Regions from separate parts of the Homo sapiens genome. Here region 2 is linked to region 1. A link is a contact called in ENCODE Hi-C or POLR2A ChIA-PET data. All regions are on one chromosome and are shown on one strand. Each heading gives the region's core, a stretch centred on a gene start or an enhancer-like site at or near the end of the contact. The rest is flanking DNA. Distances are from core to core; before and after follow the strand shown.

What was found. Hi-C counts contacts between places; a loop is a spot of excess contacts on that map. ChIA-PET counts read pairs that join two places held with the same protein, here RNA polymerase II (POLR2A).
Region 2: a loop to region 1 is called in a map of CD4-positive, alpha-beta memory T cell, with 8 times the contacts of the local background. The contact joins two enhancer-like sites. A Hi-C loop is called at or near these places in 1 of 168 maps with a recorded cell type or tissue (CD4-positive, alpha-beta memory T cell). POLR2A ChIA-PET finds 5 or more read pairs at or near these places in 1 of 52 experiments (activated naive CD4-positive, alpha-beta T cell).

What each region holds. Positions count from the first base shown.
Region 1 is chr15:60,422,047-60,425,123 of GRCh38, forward strand. It overlaps ICE2 (interactor of little elongation complex ELL subunit 2), which reads right to left. Exons shown (of 16, transcript NM_024611.6): 16 at 1-1,716. The coding sequence ends at 1,588. Among named protein-coding and RNA genes, the nearest start is that of ANXA2, 26 kb to the left of the region's middle. Within about 2 kb of position 1,650, at least 5 of the 41 ENCODE cell types and tissues checked have a DNase peak (open chromatin) inside an H3K27ac peak, as active enhancers do.
Region 2 is chr15:60,619,123-60,622,199 of GRCh38, forward strand. The region is part of intron 2 of RORA (RAR related orphan receptor A); the gene reads right to left. All of the region lies in intron 5 of RORA-AS1 (RORA antisense RNA 1), which reads left to right. Among named protein-coding and RNA genes, the nearest start is that of RORA-AS2, 61 kb to the right of the region's middle. RefSeq lists an enhancer at 1,179-1,679. Within about 2 kb of position 1,554, at least 2 of the 41 ENCODE cell types and tissues checked have a DNase peak (open chromatin) inside an H3K27ac peak, as active enhancers do.

The DNA.
Region 1 (3,077 bases), core at 400-2,899:
AGGATTACAAAACTTATATTTTACAAATGACATACATAATTTCTGAAAATTTTAGTGTAAGGGTTCTAAAGATTAAACAAGCCTGTCCTGTTTTTTTTTTTCTTTGAGACAGGGTCACACTCTGATACTCAAGCTGAGTTCTGTGGTGCGATCACAACTCACTGTAGCCTTGACTTCTTGGGCTCAAGCAATTCTTCTGCCTCAGCCTTTTGAGTAGCTGGGACTACAGGCACACCCCACCACACCCGGCTAACTTTTTTATTTGTAGAGATGAGGTCTGTGTTGCCCAGACTGGTCTCCAACCCCTGGACTCAAGTGATTCTCCCGCCTCGGCCTTGCGAAGTGCTGGAATTACAGGTGTGAGCCACCACGCCCGGCCCTGTCTGTAGTTTCTTAAGTCCAAATTTGCTACAGCAACATCAGTTGATTATGCCCTTTTCCAAATTCATCTGCAGGCCCGGAAAATTTAAATCAATCAGTATAGATGAGGATAAAAATAGCTTATGCTGGCCAGGCACGGTGGCTTACCCCTGTAATCCCAGCACTTTGGGAGGCCAAGGCAGGCGGATCACAAGGTCAGGAGTTTGAGACCAGCCCGGCCAACATGGTAACACCCTGTCTCTACTAAAAATACAAAAAAAAATTAGCCAAGCCTGGTGGTAGGTGCCTGTAGTCCCAGCTACTCGGGAGGATGAGGCAGGAGAATCGCTTTAATCCAGGAGGTGGATGTTGTGGTGAGCTGAGATCATGCCACTGCACTCCAGCCTGGGCAACAGAGCGAGACTCCATCTCAAAAAAAAAAAAAAGCTTATGCTTTACCACATTAACCTTGTCATCTGGAGCAATGACACTGACTTTTTTTCTGGAAAACATACCTATCTCTTTGCTTTCAGCAGTGTATTTCAACACTCAGCTTGAATCTAGAGATAGAGGCATCTGTCATCAAACATGTTATACCACCAAATTTTTTCTTTTATTAAACAAACTGATGGTTGCCAAACAAGAAGTCAGTAATCTGACTTTTCAGAGGCAGGGAGTTTTTATTTTTGGCTTCTGTAATGGAATTTCACCAAGTTTTTAAAGGTATTAACTTTATTAACCTGTAACATTCATCATTTTAAAGGAGTATATAAAAACTGTCAAAATGGGTCAGAAACAAAGTTTGCGATGCTCATAATCATCTTCAGCAGTGGCAACATTTAACTTTTTGAGTCAGTCGCAACAGACTGGCAATATAACTAACACAATACATAACGATAAGTGTTGTTCTTGATAAAAAACCAAATTATTTTTCTATTTACAATTTTTAGAAAAGGTTTAATGTAAAAATATTTTTCTTCTTTATATATTTCCCTGCCATGATAATGTTAAAACATATCAAGATCCTCCTCAAACTTCAAGGGTGAAAAGCATACCATTCCATTTTAGTTGAAATATTCCTTCACATAGCCAACACATTTTTTCAAGGCACTCTAGCTACTACAGGAAAAATGTTCCTCTTGCCTACTGATTATTTTCCCTCAAACTTATCTAAATTAAACACTGTTATAACTGTTTTTTTAAATTTAGTTTTCCATGGTACAGTCCTCAAGTTATTTTTCTTTTATGTGGAGCCACTCCTTCAGTTTCAACTTGCTGAGCAGGCAAGCAACTGCTTTTGGTTTCCATGGAAACTGGATTCCTGTGGCTGCGTGTAGGCATTCTCGTTCCACCAATCTAAGAGATGAAGCAGAGAACAGAATAGCTTAATGTATCTACAACATACCTATATACAGTCAACTCTGTAGTATTTATACATGTATTAACCACCTTGCAAATAAGCTCTTATATATTTTTCATCTCCAGCTAGCTGGCTGTTTCTAAACAAGTTTTAATCTGACACATTTTTAAGTACTAAACTTTCAAATAACCATCAGAGAAGTTGATAGATCTGAGTAGATGGGGAGCAAAGTGAATGGGGAAACTATTCTCTGTGTTAAATTTATTAGAGGTTGAAAAGATAAATTAGAAATCAAGGGAATGACAGGCCTTATGTGTGATGTGTTTGAAATAATTAAACTGAAGGACAAGAAAAAGGAAGGAGTAATAGGGAGGGAGCGAAAGGAAATACAAGAAGGTCAGAGGTGGTAAACAGGGAGAAGAAATTACATGGACAAACAAGAAAGATAATAAGAAGGGTAGGGAAGATAAGGAAAGAAAATTGAGGAAAGAGATGAAGATTAAGAAAAAGGGAAGTAAAAAAAAAACAGTAAAAGTGTAAGGAAGTTTCAAGACAAGAACCCAAGTAGCAGGGAAATCCTGAAGGGCTGAAAGAGGAGAGCAAGAAAGAAATAAGAAAAGGGGAAGAAAAAACTGGAAGGGGGAATACAGAGGATGGGGGAAGGAACTTTGCTGTGGTTCTACCTTCAAGTCTACCCTTCCTTACCCTCACTTTCTAGCTCACACAGTCAAAGAGAGGTGGTCTATTTTTTTTCTTTTGAGACAGAGTCTCGCTCTGTCACCCAGGCTGGAGGACAGTTGGCGCGATCTCTGCTCACTGCAACCTCCACCTCCTGGGTTCAAGCGATTCTCCTGACTCCAGACTCCTGAGCAGCTGGGATTACAGGTGTGTGTCACCATGCCTGGCTAACTTTTGTATTATTAGTAGAGATGGGGTTTCACCATGTTTAGGCTGGTCTGGAATTCCTGACCTCAAGTGATCTGCCCGCCTCAGCCTCCCACAGTGCTGGGATTATGGGCATGAGCCACCGCGCCCAGCCAAGGTGGTCTATTCTTAATACAGAATCCCTTGCTATGTAGTCATGTTAAAGATGTGATCTATAAAAACAGTAATGGAGAAGGCCAATCTCACAGAGAAGGACCAAAGCTGTATAGCCTGAAACTATTTCCACAGAACCTGCCCATATCTGCCTTTATTTTCCCTGGCCACCTTGTTCTCCTCTATTTCTTCATATCCCGTCCAGTCAATTTCAGGCCTGGGACTGAAGGGTGATAGTGTAACTCCAAGCACTCTCTCTCATAATGCTAGCCCAACAGAAATACTATTGGCATTTGCTCCAAGGGGTTACAGACTCACT
Region 2 (3,077 bases), core at 304-2,803, 200 kb after region 1:
TGCAATCATGTTGGACATCAACTGCTTACTGTAATGTTTCATAATGTAAAGTGCACTCCAGGATTCAGTGGTGCTTTCTTCGAGTTAAAGCATGATCGTGGTAACGAAATGACTACAAAAATTGACACACATTCTTCAATGGATCATCTTTCTTTGGAGACAAAGACAAGTTGTGACTCCTCCTATTATTGAGGATTGAATTTAGTTTTATGCACTGTCAGCAGCCACCTCAGCTGCATTTGAACAATTTGGGGACAAACTATCTTGGGGCTACAAATATGGCAACCCATAGTCACAGATGATGTATCATGATGATGCCTTTTACGTCAGTTCATAATCATCAGGGCTGAGGAAATTTTGTTTTGCTTTGTTTCCTAAAATCTTTTAAAATTTTATTGCATAAGAATATCATAACATATAAGTCAACTGAGAAATTTAGTAGTAATCCTGTAACACTAAACACATTAGCTGCTTCCCTCCTTCCCCTCATCTCATAGCATTGAAATCTGTCTGCATACAAGCGGGAGTTCTGCCTACAAGTTGGTCCCCACATTTTCTGTATTGCCACTTTATCATAATGAGTCATAATGTATTATCACACAAGGATCATCCATCTTGACCACTTCACTGTGGCTCAGGAGCTGTGAGGTCCACCAAACCACTCAAGATTTCAGGGCTTTATGCTTTTAAGATCCAGAACCACAGGCATTGTTTGAGGCACTTTCTGCAGAAGGTGTACCGCATCTTTGCCTGCTTTTGCAGGCCTCAATGGACAGACAGCCGTAGTTCACTAGGCTGATTCTCTCTGTTCATTTATTCAGGTTTCCAAGAGCTCCATCCACCTTCTCTGACGTCTTCCCCAGTCATTCCTGCCCCTAAGATTCTTCCTGTCCCTTCAACTCCTGAAGGTCCCACGGTCAGCATCTCTCACTATCTCCTTTTGTAGCTAAAGTATAGATGCTTCGTTACCCTAACCAAACTCTGTTGCTTTAGAGTGAGGAATCTACTTTAGACTTCTTTGGAGTCCCAGGATATCTGGTGCACAGTAAGTATTAATGCATATTTACAGATGGATCTGAATAATATTTTTGAGATAACCATCAAATGGAAAGTAAGTGAAAATAACATAGAAAATGTGAAAGGGAAAAAGACCTCATGGTATTAGCTCAAATAAGGACAGGGACCACATCTCATCCCTTAAGTGACTTAATCTCTCTGTGCTTCAGTTTCCACATCCAAAAAATTGAAATCATAATAGAACCTACTTCATAGGCCGTCATGAGGATCAAATGAGTTCTTATGTGTTAAGTGGTTAGAACAGTGTCTGGCATGCAGCAAATGGTACGTATTTTTAAATGAAAATAAAAATTAAGTAACATGGTAATGTCCAAATCTAGGGTAGTACCTGCCACAGAGTAGCTGCTCAATAAAGGCTGAACTCAATTACTGTCTGTTTTGTGACACTTGCACCAGCATGGACCTGGGAGGGAGCAGCAGCTGGGACCAAGGGGCTGGCTGGTGACAGTATCTTCCAGGAGAAGTGTTTGGGAAAGCAGTAAGCTCCACACTCCAGTTCAAAGGCTCTGGAAGTTACCAGGTTCTGCCACAAACTCGTTTGGCTGGAGTGCTCCCAGGTCTGGGATGTGTGGCTTTTCGGGTTAGTCCAAGGCACAGTTGCCGGGCACCCTGGCGCTGATGGCTGCTGGGGAGAGGGGGACAGCCCGGAGCTCCGCCTCCCACTAGCAGCTCAGAGCCGGCACGGAAAGTTACTGCATGTGAACGTGGCAGGAATGATGGAAAGCCCAGGGCTGCCAAGTGCTGCAATCCCGGGCTGCGTTTCTTATGCTCACAGGCACCAGCTCTTCAGGGAGTCTAGTCTATACACGCTTCCTGCGCATAACTGTATTCTTTCAGCAGTTACTATGCTTTGGCGTAGAGGGAGGAGACAAAAGTTTGAGGGAGTGGCAGTGAGGCATGAGCCAAGATCCCATACACAATGTCTTCCTTGCCCTAAGATGTTCCTAAGAAGAACTTATAATTTCACCCACTGTATTGTGTATCTCTGAACTTTCATCGAATATATATATATATATTTTTTAAGAAAATACCTCTTTATCAAGTTCAGCCCACCAGAGGCTTCCATTTGTCTATTTGCCCATCCATTTTTTAACAAACATCTCCTAAGCATCAATTATCTGTCAGCTACCCAACTAGGCCCTGGAAACCCAGAGAAGCTCATAGTCCACTGCGGAGCCAGAGAGTAAATTGTTGCTATATAACATGAAGGGCTATAACCGGGGCACACACAGAGAGCTACCTGGCAGAGAATTATTTCTGCCAGGTGGGGACAGCAGCCTGCACAGGCTTGCAGGGGTGCCTTGTTAGAGCTGGGCTTTGAAGAATGACTCCAGTGGGGAGGTCACCAGGTGAACAAGTGGCCTAATTAGGCTATGATGTACATTTATCATCTTTGTCCCACACCTGCTTTTTAAGCGAGGCTTTAAAAATACAAAAACAGATTGTGGGTTGGGGAACAGTATTGTATCAATGTTACATTCCCTGATTATGATCATTGTACTGTGGTCATGGAAGAGAAAGACTATGTTCCTAGGAAATCTACACTGAAAAAGAGTAAAGGGTGGGGGCCGGGCGCAGTAACTCACACCTGTAATCCCAGCACTTTGGGAGGGCGAGGCAAGCAGATCACCTGAGGTCAGGAGTTCGAGACCAGCCTGGCCAATACGGTGAAAACTCATCTCTACTAAAAATACAAAAATTAGCCGGGCGTGGTGGCAGGCACCTGTAATCCCAGCTACTCAGGAGGCTGAGGCAGGAGAATTGCTTGAATCCGGGAGGCGGAGGTCGTGGTGAGCCAAGGTTGCACCGTTGCACTCCAGCCTGGGCAACAGGAGTGAAACTGTGACTCAAAAAAAAGGAAAGCGGAATGTTCCCTCCATGTAGTACCCATAGTATGTGTATACTCCCTCTATAATAGTATATATAACAGTATTTATACATGGGGATGAGAATGATAAGCAAGTAGAGCACAAGGTTAATAATTAGTGAATCTGGATAAA